Linked DNA regions of Homo sapiens: region 2 is linked to region 1. A link is an interaction called in ENCODE POLR2A ChIA-PET data of the cell type or tissue named here. Cell type or tissue: OCI-LY7. All regions are shown on one strand. Region 1 overlaps CCDC18-AS1 (CCDC18 antisense RNA 1). Region 2 overlaps MTF2 (metal response element binding transcription factor 2).

The links. Peaks named below come from ENCODE experiments on the same cell type or tissue, not always from the same donor. Only the 100,000 strongest peaks of a DNase experiment are listed, where the experiment ranks them.
Region 2: POLR2A ChIA-PET joins it to region 1 with 5 read pairs; 4 of 35 experiments call an interaction of 5 or more read pairs at or near these places.

Annotation. Positions count from the first base shown.
Region 1 is chr1:93,326,959-93,330,958 of GRCh38, reverse strand. All of the region lies in intron 5 of CCDC18-AS1 (CCDC18 antisense RNA 1), which reads left to right. Among named protein-coding and RNA genes, the nearest start is that of CCDC18-AS1, 17 kb to the left of the region's middle. RefSeq lists an enhancer at 1,698-1,807. In OCI-LY7, no CTCF peak of the experiment used is centred here; a DNase peak (open chromatin) is centred at 1,858; H3K27ac peaks cover 1,168 bases.
Region 2 is chr1:93,106,999-93,110,998 of GRCh38, reverse strand. MTF2 (metal response element binding transcription factor 2) reads right to left here. Exons shown (of 15, transcript NM_007358.4): 2 at 571-769; 3 at 373-454. Among named protein-coding and RNA genes, the nearest start is that of MTF2, 30 kb to the right of the region's middle. In OCI-LY7, no CTCF peak of the experiment used is centred here; no DNase peak of the experiment used is centred here.

The sequences.
Region 1 (4,000 bases):
TGTAGTCTCCATAATGTATTATACAACTAATTTAACTCTGGAAATCTACCTATAATCCTACAAAATATTTGCAGATAATCAACTGCAAGTTCAGACTTGGAAATAAACAAAAGAACTACCCACTGTTTGCTTAAATCCGCTTAGGTCAGCAATATACCTGAAATTCAGTAGCTTGCTGTCAGTTAAGATGCCGTGCATTAACACTGAAGGAACTGTTGTGGAGAGGAAGCAGGGAATGATTAGCACTGAAACCACTGCACTTTTATAAGGAAGGAAAATTTTCTTTATGCGGGTATGAATAATACTAACAAATGAAATACTGGAACATGTAGGTGGAGGATACATCATTTTGGCTGTTACGGATGATGTCAAGTCATACCTAACCTGCTCATTGTATAAAACTTAATTAGTACTCCAAAGTGCCTTACTGTAACTAATAAAAGATGTATTGACCCCCCTGTGCTATTAAGATAAGACTGAGATTCTGTAGCAAAGAGACATCTCATGTCAGAGGTAAGAGGTCAGAGGTCAGTGCTTCGGGCTCCAGCAGGGTTCTGTTCCATGCAGTCATTCAGGGTCCTAAAGTACTTCAGTCTTTGTTTTGCCATTCCCTAAGGTGTTGTCCTCATTTACATGGTCTCAATTGGGTTTGAGTTCCAGTCTGTGGGAAGGGAGAAAGAGAGGCCCTGAAGGGCTGGCAATTTCCTTTTAAAAAGAAACATCACAGCTGGGCATGGTGGCTCATGTCTGTAATACCAGCACTTTGGGAGACTGAGGCTGGAGGATCTCTTGAGGCCAGGAGTTTGACACCAGCCTGGGCAACATAGCAAGTCCCTGTCCCTATGAAAAATGCAAAAATTAGCTGGGGTGTGATGGCATGTGCCTATAGTCCCAGCTACTCAAGAGGCTGGCTGGGTGTGGTGGCTCATGTCTCTAATCCCACCACTTTGGGAGGCCGAGATGGGCGGATCATGTGAGGTCAGGAGTTCAAGACCAGCCTGGCCAAAATGGTGAAACCACATCTCTACAAAAATACAAAAGAAAATAGCCAGGCGTGGTGATGGGCCCTTGTAGTCCCAGCTACTCAGGAGGCTGAGGCAGGAGGATTGCTAGAACCTGGGAGGCGGAGGTTGCAGTGAGCTGAGATTGCGCCACTGCACTCCAGCCTGGGCGACAGAGTGAGACTCGGCTCAAAAAAAAAAAAAAAGTGTGCTTGAAGATTTAGTTACAAGGTTGTTCACTGCAGAATTCTGTTAATAGCAGAAAAATTGAAAACTGTCTAAATATTTATCTCATTGCTTCCTGTGGAAGAGAGCCTTAAATGTGTCCATGGATACCAAGTGACAATATCATTACAGTTACTGCTCCAAGAACCATAATCTCATTTTGACATAAATTATTTCATTTAATCAATCCTGCAAGGCAGATGTGAATATGTAAATAAGCAGAGGCTCAGTGACCTTAAGAAACTAGTTTAAGGTCAAACAGCAAATAAGTAATATGGTTAGCTTTCAACTCAGTTGTGTCCAGTTCTTCCCACTCTGCTTCGTGCATCTTTTCTCATTTGTTTTGCCTAGCAGGACTGATGAGTGGAACACCTTGCTAAGGAGAAAGCAATGTGCACATCACAGGGCAACTCTTGATAAACAACTGCCTCACCAGAGATTGGTGGGGACAATGCCTAGCCTTCAGGATTCATCAGGGTGTTTGTTTATCAAGAGTAGAAACCAACTTTGAACTGTTTTAGGTAGAAAAGGGGAAACATAAGAAAATAGAAGCATCTCACGAAGCTAAGGCAGGAATGCAAGCAACCAGGTGTCAAAAGAGCTGACACTGAAATGGAAATATCAGCAGGAACTCAGAGAGAGAGAGCTTACTTTGTTTCTCAGTTCATTTTTTTTCTGCAGCATCTGGCTTTCTCAGTTATTCAAGCCATATGGCAGCTGGCAGATGGCAGCCACAGCTTTCATATTTACTTTTTACAGTTCCAACCACATGGAAAGACACACTCTCTCTGCTCCCATCCCCACTTCCAGATTCCTTGGGAAGGGACTCTGCTCAGCTTGAGTCAGCAGCCTATTTCCAGTCCAGTCACTGGCCAGAGGGAGGATGGGGGACGTTGTACACAGCTCTGCCATAGCTGAGGGGACCAGTTAATGGGTTCATTGTGAGCCATCAAGATATTCCAAAAAGTGTCTAGAAGACACTTCTCCATGTGACTCTGGACTGACCTAGTTCTCCCCCCGACCACCATTTCTTGGTTGTAGTTCTCAAGAATAATTTTTAAATGTTCTGGGAATGCAGTATCATTAGAGAGGAACTGCCTGAAACAGCCTAGGCCTTGTGCTGGGGCAGTCAGGGATGTGATTTTCTGTAGTTACACAGATATACTTTCTTGATGCATCTCTTGACCTTGAAACTCAGACTAAAAGGGAATTGACAGAAGTATTGTTTTTTGTTTTTGTCTGTGACAATAGTTGCTACAAAAATAAGCAATTGTCTTTCTCTACAAGTGACAACGACCAAGTTTGTCCAAAAGAATTTATTTCACCCCCTTAACATCTTGCTCAACTGATTTGGTGGTAACAAATTTAAATGCTAATAAATGGACTGATTCAAATAATCTATCACTAAAAAATATAGATGTATATTCTGATATTTGTAGTACCACTTATTGACAAGTAGCAAGGGTTTGTTTGTTTGTAGTTTTCCCCAGAAACATCTGGCCTTGTAATGCACATTAGCCATAGATTGCACTGGAAGAAAGGCAGAGAAGGATGGAAAAGACTCAGGCAGGGACAAAGCTGGGATAGCATTTCCAGTATATCAACATAAGGCCAGTTCTTTTTATTAAATCTCAAAAGTACTTTACTTGGAAAATACACAAAAATAATTCATTTGGAAAATTACACCAACAATTAATAGTTTGTGTGGCCTAAATTAGTATGGCATAAAGGAATACAATCTTAAAACCTTGAGCTACTCTAATCTGGATGGATACTTAATAATGTTACACAGGAAGTTATGTGGCAACTGTTTTCTGTCCAATGGGGAGAAGGAGTTTTCAGCTTAGATTCTACAGACAGTCCCCGATTTAAGATGGTTTGATTGAGGAGTTTTTGAATTTACAATGTTGCAAAAGCAAAATGCAATCAGTAGAAGCCGTACTTCTAGTAATCACACAATTGTTTTGTTTTTCACTTTTAGTACAAAATTAAATAAATTACATGAGATATTCAAAACTTTATTATAAAATAGGCTTTGTGTTAGATGATTTTGCCCAAATGTAGGCAATGTAAGTGTTCCGAGCATGTTTAAGGTAGTCTAGGCTAAGCTATGATGTTTGGTAGGTTAGTTGTATTAAGTACACTTTCTACTTAGGGACACTTTCAACTTATGATGGGTTTATTGGGACTTAGCCCTATCATAAGTTGAGGAGCATCTGTAACTTGTAAATTATTCTTTTATATAAAAAGATTTAAAAGATCTTTCTCCTCTTCACATTATGGGAAGAACACTTTGGAGAGAGAGAGAGAGAGAGACAAAGGCCACACCCCAGTAATGAGCAGAAAGCATTTTGCAGAAATAATTAAATTCTAGTTAGAAATGCCATTGATAAGAACTTGGCACATAAGGTAAAATTTAGGTTTCAGTTTAAATGTCCCTTCCTCCAGGAAGCCTTTTATTATCTTCTTGGACTAACTTTGAAGCTCCTGCTCTGAACTTTGATAGAGTTTCCAGATTGTATGGGACATATTTATAGTAATTAATAGATTATACATTATTTATCTGAAATTCAAACTTAACTGAGCATCCTATATTTTATCTAACAATCCTATCTATATTTCATCTTTTCTTTTTTAAGAACCTACCAAATTTTATTGTGATTGCTTATTTAAGAGAGTAAGCTGTGTAAGGTCAGGGACTATGTCTATCTGGCTTACGTTTGTATTTCTTTTTTTTTTTTCTTTTGAGACAGAGTCTCCCTCTGTCACCCAAG
Region 2 (4,000 bases), 220 kb after region 1:
CCTAATTTCCCAAATCATCTGACAAACAGTATGCTCCCAATAAACACTTGCTTTCTACAAATATAAGCAAGCAACAGTTGAATTGAATCCCAAACCGTTACTGAGATTAGTTACTAAAGATTTTTCTTCAAAGTTCTTAGAAGGGTCTTAACATAGCTTACAGGTATAAATTAGTGATGCATCTGTCCTCTAGAGTATTCTTGTTCTTCTTATGGTCTATAATAACGACTATGCTGATTTTTTAACCTCTCCTAGGAAGTAATACTGAGTTATCTAAATACACTGTATTCAACAGACAACATCATAATATGACAAGTTGAAGAAAATCAAATTTTAATTTAAATCATGTTCAAGAGAAATAGTAGCACCTGCCTGTTTGAATGTCCTTCCAGAGAACCCAGGATTTAGAACTGTCTTCAAATATGATGAAGCAGCTCTGTTTCAATATGTTTATCTGCAATACAGAGAAATACTTAACGGTGATCTCTTAAAATTAAAAACATGAAGTTAAATTTAAGATTATTAAATGCTTACTGCAAAAACAGCAAAAGATACATTAAAGTAACTTGCCTTTTTGATAGTGCCAAGATAAAACAAGCCATCTGACCATCTAGCTAGGACATCCTGACCCTCTTCAAATTTACATGCTGGCTTTTTGGCTTTATGTCCATCCTGTAAAGACAGCTTGGTCAAGGATGTTGGGGTCTTTTGGTTTCGACGTAAAGGAGACCGCTTGTGGACCAGTGAATTACCTGCCCCTGTAGAGTCTCTGTTTAGAGAATAAAAGACCATACATAAGACTTACTTGTAGAGCTTATTTTATACCAGTGGGATATTTTATATGTTAATCAAAGTTTTAAATTTGTTAAAAACCTTAAGACAAAAATATAAAAAGTACCTCAAATCATAAATACTCTCCAAACAAAGCAGTTTAAAACAAAATGATAACAATTCTCAATATCCATTCATTGCCTACTCTAAGTGAGGCCAAGACTCAGCAAACACTCCAAGATAACACATTCAAGGCAGCTGCCATCAAAATAACAGCTTTATGTTGAGGTATGCAGGCCATGATCATGAGCAAATAATGTCTTGAATCTCATGACTGGGTTTAGGTAAAGAATAAAAGTGAATTACATTTTAATCTCTTGATTATGCCACATGCAGTTAAGACACATTAACCAGTGACTTCAAGGGACAGCTGGTGTTATTCACACTCTTCACACTCAAAGGAAGGGCAGTCATGACCTTCTCCTTACAGGGAATCACCACTGAATTGAGCAAATATGCAGACTGAGAGTTTAAAAAAAAAAACATTGAGAACCAGCAATTTCATTACATTATAGACAAATAGTACACTATAAGGCCAGGTGCGGTGGCTCATGCCTGTAATCCCAGCTCTTTGGGAGGCTGAGGCGGGTGGATCACCTGAGGCCAGGAGTTCAAGACCAGCCTGGCCAACATGGTGAAACCCTGTGTCTACTAAAAAATACAAAGATTAGCCGGGCGTGGTGGTACACACCTGTGATGCCAGCTACTGGGGAGGCTGAGGCAGGAGAATCATTTGAACCCAGGAGGCGGAGGTTGCAGTGAGCTGAGATCATGCCACTGCACTCCAGCCTGGGCAACAGAGCAAGACTCTGTCTCAAAAAACAAAAAAACAAAAAAAAAGGAAAGTACACTATAAGAGTACTTAAAGGAAAAAAATATATATTAAATACTGTGAAATTACATTATAACTTATGTATCAGACATTCCATAAACAGCAAAGCATACCACCATCAGCTTTCTTAAAGGTAACAAAGCAGTGTTTGGTTTCACTTTTCCAAATTAGATTTTTCACTAATTAAACATACAGTGACATGTAAAACTAGATAATAATTCTAAAAACAGCATAAAAGTTTAGTAAAAATAAAATGAGCAGGGAAATTAAAGAAAAAAGTTTCAAAAAGTTCCTAAGTATTAGGAATATCTAACTTCAATATCTAAAAATACAGAAATTCTGGGAAACCCTGTCACATGCTCAAACACGGATGAACCTTGAAGACATTATGCTAAGTGAAATAAGCCAGACAAAATGGACAACTATTCCACTTATATGAGGTGCCTAGACACTCAAAGTCATAGAGATGGAAAACAGAATGGCGGCCAACGGCTAGGAAGAATGGGGAATAGGGAGTTAGTGTTTAATGGGTACGGAGTGTTTCAGTTTGAAAGAAATACATTTTAGAGATATCCAAAGAAATAACTGGTACCTTCCCAAATTTGCTGAAAAACATTATCTACACATCCAAGCAGCTCAACAAATTCCAAGTAGGATAAATGCAAAGAGATCTACACCCAGCCACATCATAGTAAAAATGCTGAAAGGCAAAAAAAAAAAAAAAAAAAATCTTGAAAGCAACAAGAGAAACACAATATATCACGTACAGGGAAACCCCAATAAGATTAACAGTTGACTTCTCATCAGAAACAATAAAGGCCAGAAGGCAGTGAGATGACATATTCAAAGTAAGCAGGCTGCAGGGAGTGGGTGCTGTCACCAGAGAATCTTATATCCAGCAAAACTGTCTTTCAAAAATGAAGGTGAAATACAAACTCCCAGATAAACAAAAACTGAATTTGTTATTAGCAGAGACATCTTACAATGAATACTACTACGATTGAAAGTAAGTAAACCCAGAAGGAAATTCAAATACATGTACATACACATACACACACACACACACAAAGAATACCAACAAAAGTAATTATAAAAGACAGCATAAATGCATATTCCCTCCAAAGCAAGTATATAAAACAATATGTACATAATTGTATTGTTAGACCCATAATATATAGAAATGTAATATATTTGGCAATAATAGCATAAAGGAAGTATGTAGGAGCAAAACTGTTTCAACTGTTTCAAAGAAATGACACAGGCCAGGTGCAGCATGGCTGACGCCTGTAATCCCAGCACTTTGGGAGGCTGAGGCAGGAGGACCCCGAATTCAAGAGTAGCCTGGGCAACAAAGGGAGAATGTCTCTAAAAAAATTAAAAAATAAAAATTAGCCGGGCATTGTGGCACGTGCCTGTGGTCCCAGCTACTCAGGAGTCTGGGGTGGGAGGACTATATGAGGCCAGGAGGTCGAGACTGCAGTGAGCTGTGATTGTGCCACTGCACTCCAGCCTGAGCAACAGAGAGAGAACCTGTCAAAAGAAAAGAAGAAAAGAAAAGAGAAAAATGGAAGGAAGGACAGACACAAGATGCTAACTTGAATTCACAAGAACAAACGAAAAAAAAAATGGTAATTAAGGTCAATATAAAACGTAGATTGTCACTTCAAGAAAATACCTGCCTTATACAGAACTAAGTGGCTGTTTCAAGTAAAAATGGTGTTCCATGAAAAAGCTGCTAGTTCAGCTGGCAACTCAAACAATGGCACAAGTGCCTTATGCCATTTCTATTTTATCACACATATTAAAAACCTGGCCAGCACGGTGGCTCATGCCTGTAATTCCAGCATTTTGGAAGGCCGAGGCAGGTGGATCATTTGAGGCCAGGAGTTCAAGACAAGCCTGGCCAACATAGCAAAACCCCCCATCTCTACTAAAAATACAAAATTAGCCAGGCATGGTGGCGCGTGCCTGTAATCCCAGCTACTCGGGAGGCTGAGGCAGGAGAACCGCTTGAACCTGGGAGGCGGACGTTGCAATGAGCCAAGATTACACCACTGCACTCCAGCCTAGGCAACAGAGCAAAACTACATCTCAAAAACAAACAAACAAACAAAAAACATTCTTAAGTGAAATAAGGTTTGGGGGTACGTGTGTGTGTTTATATTTTTTACCGTTAGTACACAATGAAGAATACAAGTACAGTTTGATGCCGCTGCCTTGATTCATGCTAAGGCACAAAGCAATTTTATCTAACATTGTTTTTTCTGTGCCATAGTCAGCTGTGAGGAGAAGGCACTTTTGGTAGTATAATTAGAGGGGTTAAAAAGTTTAAATGTT